Regions from separate parts of the Homo sapiens genome. Here region 2 is linked to region 1. Evidence: chromatin loops called from intact Hi-C (ENCODE). Cell type or tissue: sigmoid colon. All regions are shown on one strand. Each heading gives the region's core, and the rest is flanking DNA. Links, peaks and the distances in the headings are about the cores only.

What was found. Peaks named below come from ENCODE experiments on the same cell type or tissue, not always from the same donor. Only the 100,000 strongest peaks of a DNase experiment are listed, where the experiment ranks them.
Region 2: it touches region 1 in a loop (2.0-fold over the local background); 2 of 110 quality-filtered maps call a loop at or near these places.

What each region holds. Positions count from the first base shown.
Region 1 is chr17:12,251,920-12,260,260 of GRCh38, reverse strand. No RefSeq gene overlaps it. Among named protein-coding and RNA genes, the nearest start is that of MIR744, 170 kb to the right of the region's middle. In sigmoid colon, for the core only: a CTCF peak has its summit at 3,685 (motif pointing left); a DNase peak (open chromatin) is centred at 3,680.
Region 2 is chr17:12,459,766-12,468,106 of GRCh38, reverse strand. No RefSeq gene overlaps it. Among named protein-coding and RNA genes, the nearest start is that of LINC00670, 86 kb to the left of the region's middle. In sigmoid colon, for the core only: no CTCF peak of the experiment used is centred there; a DNase peak (open chromatin) is centred at 4,856.

The DNA.
Region 1 (8,341 bases), core at 303-8,302:
AACTAGATGTCACTCAGTTCCCCGAGGCACCCGTGGGCCCTCACATCTCTTAAAGGAGTCACACTTCAGTTTGGCTTAAGAGAGAATCTGAGTCAGCCTTAAGTGGAAAATGCTGCTACCTCAACTAAGACACAGCAGAGACCTTGCTTGGCTCTTAGCTTCCCGCTTCCCAGGTCTAGGAAGCCTACCTTGCTGCCCAGATTTGGCCAAATTACCATGTGTGCCCCCTTTCCAAGAACCCCAAGATCTGGCAAAGGCTGTAGCTCCAGGCGGCCCCCCTTAGACCCCTGAAGGGAAAGCACTGAGGGCGGATCTCTCGGCAGAGAGCATGGCTATTCTTGCAGCAACCTAGGAGAAGAAGGGCAGCCTGTCTTCTGGAGGCAGCAGGTGGGGGAAACTTGTAGGGCTAACAGTGTAGCGCACAACAGTCAAGGCCTTTGGAGCGCACACTGTTGAGATCCTGCCTTCCCAGAGCCCAGGAGGAAACCTGGCCTTCTCCCTGCTTTATCCCACCATCTTCCTTAGCACACTGCTGGCATGACACTATTTTGTAATTATTTAATAACATTTCTCTCCCTTCCCAGTCTGTGACTTCCTTGAAGAATGTGGCCATCTCTTAATCTTCCTAGTTGTAGTGCCCAGAAAAAATGCGCAATAAATTCAATGAGTGAACGAATGAGCTCCAATCTTGAGGATAGCTTTCTCCTGCTGATACTGTTCTCTCTGAGAAAGATCTTGGATTTACACAACAAACTTTTTAAGTGGAAGTATACGTGAGCTTTCCAACAGCAAACACCCATTAGGCGAGGAATACCTGAGACTCTCACATCATCTGGTCCAAATGCAGCGATGGTGAGGAACTTCCAGAATGCTCAGGAAGTTCTGCAGCTGAACTCAAAGACACCTTCCCCAAGTAGGGTCCTTGGGACACTTTGGTCTTTAGGGTCTTCAACCATTTCTGTTTCCTGAAGAGGCTCATTGTTTACATGTCAAATCTCAAAAGATATTGTCTTTGTATCTTGGTTTTATTGACTTAACATCATTTTTACCTTCTTGCTTCCTCTTGAGCACAGTAGCTAAAATGTAAGTAGCTTTTACCTAATGTTAAGGATGATGGTGACAATGCCACTGCTGCTGATGATAGCTCACATTTATTAAGCATTTTATTAATGCATTTATTAATGCTATGTGCCATGCATTTTGCTAAGTGTTTTACGTACATTATCTCATTTATTCCTGGCAGTAATATTAAGTAGTTACTATTATTATCCCTACTTTACCGATGAGAAAACAGGCACAGGAAAATTAAATAATGTACTTAAGATCATACAGCTGGTGGTGAACAGATTGTTATACAGTTTAGTATGGTTCAAAAATTGTCTAAGCTGGACTTTCTAAGACAGATGGACTTGTTTCCCTTGAGCTAGTAAGTCCTTTCTGACAATATTATCTCCATCCCCTGAAGTAAAATTGCATCATTAACCAACGTAGCAGAGAGTACTGATTAGAGATGGGCTGTGGAGTCATGAGTTCAAGCCCTGACTCTGTCATTTAGCAGCCTGTTCGTCTCTCTAAGACTCCATTTCCTCACCCATAAAACAAAGAGTTAAGGAAAAACTCATTGTGATGGTTGAATGAGACAGTGTATGGAAAGCACTTGGCACGTAATAAACAGTTATTCCACATTAACCATTAAGTTTATTCTTATTTGGTGCCTGCATATGCAAGGAATGTCACCATAGACTCTGACTAAGAAAATCTCAAATGGTTTAGTTTCTAGGAGCCAGGCAGGTAGATAAAATCAAGATACTGATCAAGGAAACACCTCAACACTCCAGAGAGGTGGACATAATTATTTACTGTGGCTCTGACAATATAATTTATAGTATGCAAAAATGGTAGCTTCTTGAATTATCCCTGACAACATCAGAAGGTAGTCAAACAAACAGACTCACGGTGCTGCCCCCATTCAGGGGTACTAGTCTCAGAATAGAGCATGCGCAGTGATATCCTATCCGAATGGCATCTCTGGGACTTGTGCAGTGTGGCTGGCGTGCCAACAAACATTTGCTCGCCTCCTCCCGTGGCCCATCTGTCCTCCAAAGTTTGATCACCTTGGGAAAACCAAGGCTGGATCAGAAACAATGATTTGAGTCCCAGTTTCACAGCTGGCTGGCTGTCTGAGCTTAACCAGGTTATTTAACTTCCCTGAGCCTCGTGCTATTTATCTTTACAACAGAGATTATCACAATTGTCACATACAGGTGTTGGGAGGATTAAGTGAACTCACTATGTAATAGGACCCATAAGAGTCTGGTAATCACACCGCTGGTTCTGTAAGAGTAGCACTTTGTGTTGTTTGTTATTTCATTTGTCAGTGCAAGAGCTATTAGCCAGAAGGATTCTGGACTAATGGTGCTAAATGATGCTGAACTCAAAGCAGGTCTTGCAGCTGATACGATATGGCCTTAGTAAATGTTCTCCTTACAAGACGCCAACTTTCCCCACATGAAGGTGCCCTCTTAATTATAAATAAATTACAAGATGTAAATCATTATAATAGAATTACAAAATGTGTTATAATATATTTAAATTATAATATATAATTATAAATAAATTTTGATTATCAATAAAGTTTTGTGCAATCAGATTCCTCTAAGCATCAAATATATAGTCATGTTCTTTCCCTAGTTTGTCTTAAGTCATTTGAACAAAGAAGACAAGCCTCTCGGTAACCCTGCAGTGCTTAATGACTGCCACTCCCAGTGTTCCCACGACACTCAAGCTTCCCAACTTTAGCTCTGAAATTAGGTTGGCAGATAAAGGCACCATTAAGCAGCTCCTTTTACCTCTGCAGTAGCAAAAATCTTACATAAAAGGAGACACCAAGAATATGCACTCTGCCCAAGGACGAGTCCCCAGCAACCTAGTTCCTCATCCAAGAGAAGCTTCTTGATTCTGCAGGTCCCTGATCTTGCTGCTGCTGCTTCTCTCCACCACTCCCCTCAAATGCAAAACACGGCTTCATCTTTTCTGGTTACAACCTGAGTGACATGACCTAGCATGTGCAAGGACAAATGCGAGTTTAGAAAATGTGACTCGTATCCAGACCCAGCTTCCAAAATCACCTTTGCTTCCTCCCACAGACTATCAAACTGCCCCTGCTGACAACACTCCCACAGCTGGTGCTTCCTGGGTTTGTGGGCTTTGATTTTTCCAGAATGTTCCTTGTTACTTTCAGAATCATATTTGCACTACTTTCTGGAGGAGTAGAAAATGTACATAGAACTCTTCCTTCTGCACAGATTTTGGAAATCACAGTGAGGGGTTAAACCTGTGTAGCCATATGCGAACACCTTATCTTAAACATTTAAAACATCCTTCATAAAACGTTGCCAGTGGTTAATTTTCTGGCAATTCTCCATAAGATTTACATCTCTATTCTATATCCATAAGTACAAGATAATTAAGACATATTCAACAGGAGAATAGTGACATACCCGAAGATATTAATTTTAGGAAGTATTTAAGTATTATGGTATTGTACTAGAATCTCTGTCACTAAAATAGAATCTAGATGTGAGTTGTTACAGACTGTCACTTTGTAACTTCTGGTTTGTAATTTTAGCACTTATCAGGGTCTAGTAGTCACTTAGACAGTCTTGTAATTGGGGTACACTGCCACCCAGTGGCAGTAAATGCCATGCTCACATTGAAATAAAAATTCGTGCCTCAGATTCATGGGCCAATTATTCAACAAATATGTAAACCAGGGATTGTCTACTTTTGAATAGCAAAAATTTGTCTCTTTTTTTAAATGACTGAAAATTATAAACATTTTAAGAAAATTTAAATCAATTCCAGAAGGGAAGAAATATGTGCGCTAACCAGTATCATTTAACTCTATGCAATTATTGAGCACCTACTACTGGTTTTCAGAAAAGGCCCCAAAGATAAGCAAGAGCATAGTCTCTGAACTAAAATTACAAACCTGAACATCAGTAATTAATTAGTCACGCACACAAATAACTGATTCACAGCTCAGCAAACATTTCCAAGCATGCCAGCCTCTGTGTGTAAGAATGTAAGAAGGCCTATAAAAAAGGTACTTAGAAAATGCTATGAGAACATAGAGAAATATGAGATTTACTCAGGCTGTGAAATTCAAGGAAGGATTCTCTGAGAAGACAAAAATTTGTGCATGGCTTAGAGAAACTGGTTAGCTTTTGACAACGAAATATGGTAAAGAAGGGCATTCTAGACAGACAAATAATACCAGCAAGGCACAGAGGTCGAAAGCATTGTGAAGAAGGTGAATAGTCTGGTTTGTCCTAACATGGGAGAGGTAAGCCTTGAAAGACAAGCTGGAGTGGGAATGCGAAGATCCTTGAATGCATGTGAGCACAATGGATTGTCCACCATATGCAATGGGGAAGGCTTTCCAGTGGAGAAACTGTATCTCACAGCTGTGTGCCAGCAAGAACAATCAGCTGAAAGCAGGGAAGATAGAGGAGACTGAGTTTGGTTGTTTGGATGGCACATGACAGGAGCTCATTCTCACTTTATACCAGGACCCCGAACATTTGCAGAGTTTTACTTTTGTGGGTATTGTAAGGTATGTGGAGGGGCAAGAAGAGAAGGCAAGGGAGAGAGGAAGGAAGGGTGGGATAAAAGCGGAAGGTTTGATGACAGCCTTCAGCTGTCAGCTGCCCAGTTATGTGCACTGCCAGGCAATAGCTGGAGCTCCAACCTGTTCCAACTATTTGGAGGTAGAACTTGGAGGTGGAATTCCTCAAAATTGATTTCTGGAGGATACTGAACTCTGAACACACACCAACACATTTAAAAACGACTTCTTCAAATGGATTTTGAAGAAATAGCAATAGATGTGCCATCTGAGGGATGACAGTTTTTAAAAATAGAGAATGCCCCAAACAATAGGGATGAAATCTTTGTGTGGGGCAAAGACACCAGTCAGCAGTTGGGTACGTCCCCATCACAATTCCCATGTGTGCAGCAGAATCTATGATCAGAAGCTCAATCAAAAGCCCGAAAAACCAACCTCTTTTCCTGGGAGTCCACCAGTGGGAGAACTTAAGCGAGGCTGTTTTAGAAACAAAAGGAATTAGAAACCAAAAGACCCTGCTTCGATCTCCTTTAGCATCATCTCACGATGGATGAGACCTGCTGAAACCCGGCAGGACCATGTCAGACTAGGAAACATGACACGCAAAGAGCATTTGTCTTGCAGGAATTCCACCAGATTCTTGGCTAAAGAAAGTGAAAGGGGGCTGGGTGCAGTGTCTCACGCCTGTAATCCCAACACTTGGGGAGGCCGAGGTGGGTGGATCACCTGAGGTCAAGAGTTCAAGACCAGCCTGGCCAACATGGCAAAACCCCGTCTCTACTAAAAATACAAAAAGTAGCTACCCGTGGTGGCAGGTACCTGTAATCCCAGCTACTTGAGAGGCTGAGACAAGAGAATCGCTTAAACCCGGGAGGCGGCGGAGGTTGCTGTGAGCTGAGATCACACCACTGCAGTACAGCCTGGGCGAGGGGGATAGAGTGAGACTCTGTCTCCAAACAAACAAAAAAAGGAAGTGAAAGGGCGCCATTACCAGGTTTGTGAGCTTGGGTAGAGGACACCTTGGCAGCAGAGGAAAAATAAGCACACTCCTCTTAGAGAGCTTACAGTGCTGGTGCCTGGAAGGGCTCCTCGTGAGATGAGTCCTTCAAGAAAGACAATTGCAGTCAGACATTCAGATCCGCTTGCCCTCTGTGAGCTTGGCACATCACTTAACATTTCTCGGCCTCTGTTTCCTCATCTGTACAAATGAGAGTCTGAATTCCGTAGTTCAATGGAGCTGTGAGAACTAAACAGGAAAGTGCAATATGGAGGAGTGAGCCCTCAATAAAAGGAGCTTGGTGTTCATGAGGGATTCACTACATCCCGGGTGATGTCACCACGGAGGTGAGACTGGGGTCTGATGAGCCATGCCTGCACAGCATTGCTGCCCTCTGAGGGACAGGACTTCAAGAAACTGTCAGGCTAGCGCTGAATCTTCAACACACATAATCAACTTCTGCACAAACCATATCTGCCAGTGGGTGTGCACGTAAGGTGGAGAGGATATATTGATGGAGTATGACATGAACAGCAATATCCCAGACTCTGCTGCCTTTATATGCTTTTGTACATCAAGGTCCAGGCAGAGGGTGTATAGAGCTTTTGTACAACAACCTTCCCACCCGCCAAGTACTTCTGGGAGTTCCCAAAGGGTGTCTCCATGTGATACACCCAAGTCCAGTCAGCTAACACCTGCGTCGGCCACTCTCCCTCCCTCACTGCATGAGGGGAACCCCGCGTCACATACAGGCAAGCTACCTCATCAGGGCACTGTCTATACTCAACAACCAGGCTCTACCATCTCAGGGACAACACTGCTTTCCTAGGAACCCACCCTAGGCCGTAGCTACTCTAAACTGCCTGCAGAAGAAGAGACAATGCCAGTATGGAAAATAAAAGATTACCATAACTCCTTTGACCCTCCTTCTCACTAAAGCTGGGCTTACTTTCTCTGTCTTCGAATCCGGGCTGGCCTGCAACTACTCTAACCAAGAGAGAATGTGAAAGTCACTCCATTTCAGCCTGGAACAGGACTGGCAGCTGCTGCCTTGGTCTCTTGAAGCTCTGAGCTGCCAGGTTGAAGCTGAGTATCCTCCCAGTACCAAGTAGAGAGGCTCCAGAGAAGAAGCAGGACTCAGCTGAGCCAAGCATTCCAGCCATCCCTGCCAGTGTGCCGGGGATGTAAATGAAGGCATCTTAGCCTAGAAAAGCATTGGCTAGATACCATCACATGGCCCAACAGACGCCACTTGAGGCAAAAGAATCACCCAGCCGGGGCCTGCGCAACTTCCTCACCCACAAAACCATAAGAACTAATACAATGGTGGTTGTGTTAAGCCACTGTTTTGGAATAGACTGTCCCGCAGAAACAGATCATTGAAACAGCCTCTCTCTCTCTCTCTGCTTCACCGTTTGGCTGTTTCACTCCAGCACCAAAGCCACGCCATTTGTGTCTTGCCTTCCTTAAGACTATAGGTCACTGAGATTTATTTCACATCCACAACACACACTAGAAATCCACACTTCCCCCCAGTACCCCTCAACCATGGGGAGATCGGGCTAGGAAATAAATATAAATAACACACTCAGCTTTCAGAATTACTCATTCCTCCAACAACTATTAAAGGCAACGAAGAATGTGCCTGACCCTCGTACTCACTCAGAATCAGTTTTCTCACTGGAAAGTCCTTAGACTCTCAAGCAAAGGCCCCCATGGGAAAGGGCCAGCATCCCAGCAGAGAGCACAGCTCCAGGTTAAGCTGGAATGTCTCTATGCAAAATTGTCTGTCCATTAGCAAAACACATGTCTCTAGCAATACCCAAGGCTTTGTCTGGATCCCAGGAGGTTTCATTTCTCACCCATCCCTCTTGTAAGAGAAGTGAGACACCTCGCAGGCCTCTTTCCTCCCAGGATGTGCCTGGATTTCAAGAATTTGAAAGGGTGCTGTTAGCACAATCCAGACCTAGGGTTTTCAATAGGTTTTGGCACATCAGCTGAACACGTTGGAATATTGTCAACGCAGATCCTGGAGCCACTCAGGGCTGTGCACGGGGGCAGCAACAGGTCAGATAAGATCTGTTTGACATTTTGCATGCTGAAAAGCACGAAGTTCTCTCCATGCAAATGCTTTTCATTTCAAGATAAATCGAGAATCTAGGTAAATAAAGGGTTGGGTTTTTAACGGTACTTTAGATGTACAACTGGATGTCAAATTGGCTCCATGTGGGGATTCAGAGCCTAAAAATGTATTAGACTAGGACATGCTTGCATTTCCATGGGACGTTTAAAGTTTTTATGCTTTACTATCAAATCAGTGCCTTCATAGGGAATCCATACAAAGTGACAAGAACACACACCATCTACGAGATGATGGCAACTCAGGAACACAAGGAATGACGTAGTTTGTACTAATGTGGTACGAATCATATAGCGGCTTGTCATTTTTATAGCATTTATAGTTACTTGTCTCAACAATATGGTAAGGTAGGTATTAAATACCTGTATATTATAGGTGGACAAAGAAGTCCATAAAAATCATGACCAAAATAATCAGTGACAGAGAAGGAGCTCAAATATGGCTTTTCTGAAGCTACATCTGGACTCTTTATGTGCACCTGTCTACCTGTAATGAGCATCTTTTGGTTTTTCCAACCCAGATTTCATAGCCTCTTCTTTTGTTACTAGCCCTTTATTTTCCTCTGGGAAATCACTCC
Region 2 (8,341 bases), core at 287-8,286, 210 kb before region 1:
TTGCTTGGGTGTTCATCATCCAGTGTGGTCCAAAGAGGTCACAGAAGATAACTTTGCACCCTGCAGCAAAGCCACCATAAAGCCATGCACATATTTGTCATCCTCATTCTCACACTTCAGTTTGCCAGTAGCTTCTCTGCAACGTGCTGGAGGACTGTTTCAAGGCCCAACATTCGGTTTCAGGGAAGCAAACTCTACCCCCTAGATTCAGAATTTTTAAAGTGCTCAGAAAAGTGGTATATTAATTATTTAAAACTTCAAGTAATAATTCATTCCTCTGGGCCTCTGTAGATCTAATTTCTATTTCAATTTCTTCACTTTTTAGACCTAAGTAACAACTTACGGAGTAGGAGAAGTGGATACTGCAAAAAGCTGAAGAATTAGAGTTCACCTAGACCTGGGTTTGAATCCTCCTCTGTCATTTACTAGATAAAGTTTTTAGCAAGTGTTTAACTGCTTTGCATCTTGTTTTCCTAAGACTCAGAGTTCTGATATCAAGACGCAAGAGACAATACATGTAAAAACCTAGAATGAAAGTTAGTACATAATATATGCTTAATAAATATGCTCTCCCTTCTCATTCTCATCATTCTCAGAAATGCAGTGCCCCACAATGAGCTCTTTGGGACCTGGGATCAGAAATTAATTACTCAAAGGTTTAAATAATTAATATACTACTTTCAGGCCATGATTCCTTGCTTTTACTTAATTGGAATGGAAATAACCTTCCTTGAGATGAAAACCATTTTATATCTAAAGGAAGAAAGCAGAATTTCTACTAAAATTTCCTCTGGTTCCAGTTGACTTCCATGTTATGTTATGCTCTAAAAATTAGACTGTAAACCATCCAAGAAATTCAGCATTATCTGTTCACTTAGATAACCTACTGGATAGCACCAGCATCTAGAGCCAGTGCCCCAGAGGACTCCAGTCTCATTCTTTTTTCTTCACATCTTGTGGCAAGAGTTGGAGCCACTACAGAGGGTTTTGATCTTCATCTAGCCAACATGGGCCCAAGCTCACTTCACTTGTCAGCTCAATTTCATGCCCTTACTTCACAGCACTCCACATCATCTGAAGTTATCATATCTTCCTGATTCTTTGTAGCAGACAGGATAGGCTGGGTTTTGCTAAGATAACAAAACCCCTCAAATTCTCAGTGGCCTAAAGTGATGAGGGTTTATTTCTTGCTCATGCTATGTATCCATTGTAGAAGGGCCAAGGGCTGTGTTCCAAGATATTCCTACTCTGGGACTCAGGCTGATATATAGTATCTACTCCATGGAACATTGCCAGCATCTGTGACAGAAAATAAAGAGTTCATGCTGCCTCTTGAAACTTACACCTGGATTAATATGTCACATTTCAGTGACTAAAATATGACCATGCTAATAGAATTTGATGGAACAGAGACGTGGACCACCACCACATTTCTTAAAAAAGAAAGAAAGCACCCTCATACCACACCTATCACACAAAGAACTAGGAGATATGTAAATCAGGTAATACTATCCCCATTTTAAAAATGAATATATATCCATGAAAGGAAGAATTGATAAGCTGAACTTTATGAAAAATAACAATTTCTGCTCTGCAAAAGATACTGTCAAAAGAATGAAAAGACAAGCCACAGACTGGGAGAAAATATTTGCAAAAGACACATCCAATAAAGGACTCATATAAAATATACAAAGATCTCTTAAAACTCAACAATAAGAAAACAAACAACCTGAATGAAAAATGAGCAGAAGATCTAAACAGACACCTGACCAAAGAAGATACACAGGTGGCAAGTAAGCATATGAAAAGATACTCCATAACATGTCATCAGGGGATTGCAAATTAAAACAACAATGAGACACAAATATGCACATATTAGAATGGCCAAAATCCAAAACACTGACAGCATCAAATGCTGGTGAGGATGTGGAATAACAGAAACTCCCATCTGCTTCTAGTGAGAATGTAAAATGGCACAGCCACTTTGGAAGACAGTTTGGTAGTTTCTTACAAAACTAAACAAAACACACTCATATCATACAACCCAACAATCATGCTCCTTGTTATCAACCCAGGTGAAAACACTGTCTCCACAAAAATCTGTACATGGATGTTTATAGAAGCTTTATTCACAATTGCCAAAAACTTGAAAGCAACCAATATGTCCTTCAGTAAGTGACTAGATAAATAAACTGCGGAACATTTGATGCATGGCAGGCAATTCCCAAATTGGGGCTTGGCCTTGGAGGGTTCTTGGCTTCACTTAGGCAAAAATTCAAGAACAAGCTGATGGTAGAAGGAAACAGCTTTATTAAGGTGGCAGTGTTATAGCTCCGTGACTGCTCCTACAGAGAGGAACCACTCCCTACATGGTGTATCAAGAGCAGCAGCTCAAGGGCAGCTCTGCAGTCAGATTTATATCAACTTTTAATTACATGCAAACTAACGGGTCTATTATGCAGAAATTTCCAGAAAAAAAAGGGGCATAACTTCCAGATAATCAAGTCATTGCCATGGAAAGGGGAGGTAACTTCTGGGTGTTGCCATAGCAATGATAAACTGATGTGGCACTGGTGGGCATGTCTTATGGAGAGGTGCTTTTGCTTCCTCCATTTCAGCTAGTCCTCAATCTGGTCTGCAGTCTGAGCCTCACCTCTAGAGTCGAGTCCCACCTTTTACCTCACATCCAGACAATGGAATATTATTCGGTGCAAAAAAAAAAAACAAAAAACAGCTATCAAGCCATGGAAATAAATGGTGGAAACTTAAATGCATATTACTAAGTGAAACAAGTCAGTCTGGGCCAGGCGCAGTGGCTCATGCCTGTAATCCCAGCACTTTGGGAGGCCGAAGCAGGTGGATCACCTGAGGTCAGGAGTTCAAGACCAGCCTGGCCAACATGGCAAAATCCCATCTCTACTAAAAAAAAAATACAAAAATTAGCCAAGTGTGGTGGCAGGCACCTGTAATCCCAGCTACTTGGGAGGCTGAGGCAGGGAGAATTGCTTGAACCCAGGAGACAGAGGTTGCAGTGAGCCGAGATCCCATCATTGCACTCCAGTCTGGGTGACAGAGCGAGACTCTGTCTCACAAAAAAAAAAAGTCTGAAAAGACTAAATATTTTATGATTCCAACCACATGATATTCTGGAAAAGGCAAAACTATGGAGAAAGTAAAAAGATCAGTGCTTGCCAAGGGTTGGGTGAGGATGTCAAACAGGTGCAGCACAGAGGATTTTTAGGACAGAGAAACTACTCTTTGTGATACTGTAATTGTAGACACATATTATGCACTTGTCCAAACCCACAAAATGTATAACACCAGGAGTGAACCCCAATGTCAACTCTGAACTCTGGGTGATTATGTGTTAATAAATTGTCAATAAATTGTTAACAAATGTACCACTCTGGTGGATATTGGTAATGGAGGAAGCTATGTATGTGTGGGGGCAGGGAGCATATGGGAAATCTCTGTATCTTCTGCCCAATTTTGCTGTGACCTAAATCTCTTCCAACAAATAAAATCTATTAAAAAATGAATATATGTCTTAGAGGTTAAATGGCTTAGTTAAGGCCATACAAAAGAATGCCTTGCATACGGTAGATAATAAACGTTGAATAAATGAGCGAAAGCGTGTGTGTATTAATGAAAAAGCAAAATGATAAAAGCCAGGTTGCAAATACAGGTAACCTGACACTTGACATAGGGTTCTTTGTGTTTACATCATACCTCCTTTCAGCTCTCCTCTCACCCCTGCCCCCAGCCAGACCTCTAAAAATTATCTTCCACCCCACACCCCCAGGAAAGTGTCTGGGTTTTTCTTCTCTGTGTTTTAAAATAGTTTGTATTTCTAAGTTCTGGAACAACAGATGGCAGGCAATCATCATTGTACTAAAATACCACCACGCACACACAAACACACACACACATGTATGTGCACAAATCATTTTGTGTTGCTATAACAGAATACCTGAGACTTGGCAATTTATAAAGAAAAGAAGCTTATTTAGCACATGGTTCTACAGGCTGCAAAGTTCAGAATTGGGCAGCTGCATCTGACAGTTTGCAGTGAGGGCCTCGTGCCACATCAAAAGATGGAGGAGAAACAGAAGGGGAACCAAGTGTGTGGAAAGAGATGGCACAAAGGAAGTTGACCCACTTTATAACAACCCACTCTCTTAAGAACTAACCCAATTTCATGAGAAAAACATTAATTCATCTTAAAGACCCTACCTCCAACACTGCTACACTGTGGACCAAGCCTCAAAATGAGTTTTGGCAGAGCCAAATTATATTCAAACTGTAGAACCACAAATGTATAATTAGGTCAGCTATGGCATAAGGTAGTTGAAAGAAATAATAATCCATGTAATTTGGACTAAAAGAACTTCTAAGGAAAAAAGCATGATTAAGAATGTCCAAGCCCACAGACTGTTTTTATTTTGAATTTTGTTCCACTTTGGCAGTGATGCTAGGTTTCCAGAGATGCTACTGTCCTAAAGAGGGTTACCTGTGGTCCCTGGGGCTCAACTGAGACCCAGAAGACTGAAGAAATTAAAAATGGAGAGAGAAATGGAGAGACAGAGAGAGAGAGAGAGAGAATGAATAAAGAGAGGGAGAGACAACAGAGAGCATTTGAGTGAAAATGCCTCAAGTACCAAGAACAGAGAGAGTGAAAAATTCCTCATCTATGAGAATCAAAAACTGCACATGAGCCAAATACATCTGTTGAATGTTCCAAGTGACAAAATGCAGCTCAGAGAGAGCATGCACTGAATCATTTTAAAAATTCTTAAGAAACTTAACAAGTACATCTAGGCACAGCTCAAGAATGCACTTGGCTGGCTCATGGAAACATCCTGGGGATGTGATTCAAACGGCTTGGAAAATGCAGCCTCCTTGCTTGGATAATTCACCAGTGGAGGGGACAGAAGGCAGTCAAGGTAACCGTAATTGGGAGTTTCTTGGGATCAGATAAAATCCTCCAAGTTGTGCCTCCATTGAAGTATCAACACACTTGGGTAATGGCCTGTGAGGGGGAAGAATAGAGGAAGCAAAAGTAGATTCTTTTCTTTTACATTTTTAATTTATTTTTAGTGGATAATATAGTCACGTTTCAAAAATTTAAAAATACAAAGCAACACAATGTAAAAATATCCCACGGTGAAAAGTATACCCCCAGCTCTTCTCCTAATCACCCAATTCCCTTCCCAGAGTTACGGATCAATTCCTAGTATATTCATCCACGCATATTTTTATGCAAATGCAAGCAAATAAAGGAATAATAAAAATTGCATTAATTTTTCCTCCTTTCAATTCAAATAGAAACCTACTATTCAAACTACGATGCACCCTGCCTTTTTCAGTTGAAATAGAGCTTGAGATCAAACTTTAATACTGGACACATGTGGAAACCAGTGAAGTAACTCTATCTCAAATTGCTGTCATTTAAGTGCAGAGAATGAAAAAAAGGATGAATTCAAGTACCTTGCGAACTCAGTATATTCTGACTCTATACCCTTGGTGTGATATGTTTTAAAGATAAAAAGAACTATAAAGAAATCTGAATTTTTCTTAGTTTATTTGTTGTTTGGTAATATGGGGGTAGTTATTCTTAAACTATTTTGACTGCATTACAGAACAGAGAAAAATAAATTTGGAAAATTGAATATGGTCAGGAATCAAGGGCTCTTATATGAGAGAAGGGAAATTTTCAAATGGGTGAGATAACAATGAACCTTGTGTTGATGAATTAAAATGAAGAATATAAAGATAAACTAGCTCTATGCACAGACAAGGTCCAGGACTGTGTCCATGCTAGAAGTAATGAGTACACCTTATGAGTGCTTAGGTCTTCGTTTCTAAACTCTCTTATTCACTAAAAGGGGTTAGGAAATCTTGGGGAAATGGCTGTTTCTAGGTCAAAAGCAAAGAAAGTAAAAAGTGGTCTTGGAACATTTTATTATTGTGTGGGAAAGTAGGGAAATACTCAAAGACTGATACACACATTCTAAGGTACACAGGAGCCAGTCGAAGGGGCTTCTGATAATCAGATGTGGAGTAATTACAGCCTCCAAAATATAATAATGGATATTAAACATTTAAAATCAATTAGTGTATAAAGTCAAAAAAGGGAGAGAGTAGGACTCTTCTTTCAGAAGAACACCAAATAATAAAATTAGAAAGGTTAGATTTAGAAAATGACTATTTTTCCATATCCATTGTACTAATTAATTAATTAAGGCAAGAATTAACAGAGACTGCAGGCTGTAAGGTCGCAGGGCTGGTCCAAATCTAAGATTTTATCATTCAAGTTAGTAATTTTTTACAAATTTCCTTGAAGTAGCAATCAGACTCTACTGAGTGAAATGTTAACATATTTATGTGGTCTCAAAACACACCTCAGATGACGTATTAGTTTGCTACGGCTGCTGTAACAAAATGCCATAGACTGGGTCACTTAAACAACAGAAGTTTGTTTTCTCACAGTTCTGGAGGACAGAAGTCCAAGATCGAGGTGCCAATAGGGTTGACTCCTTTTGACCCCTCTTTCCTTAGCAAAACAGTTGTCCATCCTCTTCCTGCCTCTCCCCATGGTCATCCCTCAGGGGCACATGTCCCTGGTATCTCTTGTGGGTTCAAATTTCCTCTCCTTATAAGGACACCAGTCAGATTGGATTAGAGCCCACCTATATAACCTTATTTAACTTTAATTACCATTTTTAAGACTCTGTCTCCAAACACAGTCATGTTCTGAGGTACTGGAGATGAGGGCTTCAGCATGCAAAGTTTGGGGGGACAAAATTTAGTTCATAATAGATGTCTTCCTAAATACAAAGGGAATTACAATGGAAAAGTCTGGCAGACACCATCTGAACCAAATAAGCATTAGCATTATCAAGAGCATATCTGTCATATTTTTCACAAAAATGTTTCATTTGAATCCGGTTGTGAGGAAACAATCAGATAAATCCTGATTATAAAAATTTCTACTAGACAACTTGCTGGTATGCTTCAAAAAGATAATTATTATGAAAGAAAAAGCCAGGGGGACCAAACTAGACAAATGGAAGCTAAAGAGACATGGTAATCAAATTCTAAACCCTGGATCTGGAAAAATAAAAGTCATAAATAATATTTTTGTGATAACTAAGAAAATTTGAACTGTATTTAATGATACTATTATTTCAATGCTAAGCTTCTTTAGGATGGTGCTGTGGCTTTTTATTTTGTATTGCATTTAGTGATACTATTGTTTCAATGCCAAGTTTCTTTAGTATGGTGCTGGAGCTTTGTATTTAGGGATGAAGGCCATGATGTCTAACATTTATTTTCCAATAGTTCCACAAAATGTGTCTGTAATTAACAATTACTGATTTAGATGAAAAGTATATATTTATAATATTTATAATAGCAATTCTACAACTTTTTTGTATATTGGAAATTTTCCAAATGTAAAGTTAGGGGAGAAAGAAAGAGATAAAAAAGGAAGAAAGAAGGGTGGGAGAGAGGGAGGTAGAAAAAGATAGAAAGAGAATATCATATCTTTTGGAAATAACTCTCTAAAGTCTCTATCATACATAAGATGTGAACAGGTTCTGATTTACACCTACATTTTTTTCATTATGTGGATAGCAGTTCTCTATTACTGAATAGTTTGTGTTTAATCTTTTTTTTTTTTTTACTACAAACAATGGTGTAAAATAATTCTGTATATAAATCTTTGAGCATGTGCAAGTATATCTTTAGGATAAATTCCTAGAAGAGGAATTGCTAAAGTTATTTCTTGATAACTGTACAGGAACACTGAATTCCTAGGCAAAAGAGTTATTTTTTCAATTAACTGATGTTCTGAATCAATGTAAAATGAGCTAGTTTTAAAAGCAAGCCTTCTTAATTTGCAGTGAGGAGCTGCTTTCTTTACCTTAAAGGTTTAATTCAGGGCTTGAATTATTCAACTTTAAATGCAAAACATCTAGCATAGTGTGTTATACAAAATGAATATGAGCATTCATCAAATGTGTTTGAATGAATGAGTGAATGAATGAATGAAAGCTTCTAGACACCAGGAGAATTAACTGTGGAACTATAAAATAAACATATCCTCCCATCCCACATTCCAAAGAGGCTGTGAGAATCTTAATGGCATCTCACTATAACACACTCACAAATTAGATGCTGAGACACATCTTCCATGGACCTCATCCAAGTCACCAAAATGACTTCCTTATAATGGACTCTCAAGACAGAATTATAGTGTAGCAGTTGGGAATTTAAAGTTTATAAAACACTGAATTCTCCAGCTCCTTGCCTACTCCCTCCTGCTGCTGTTTTTCTGTCT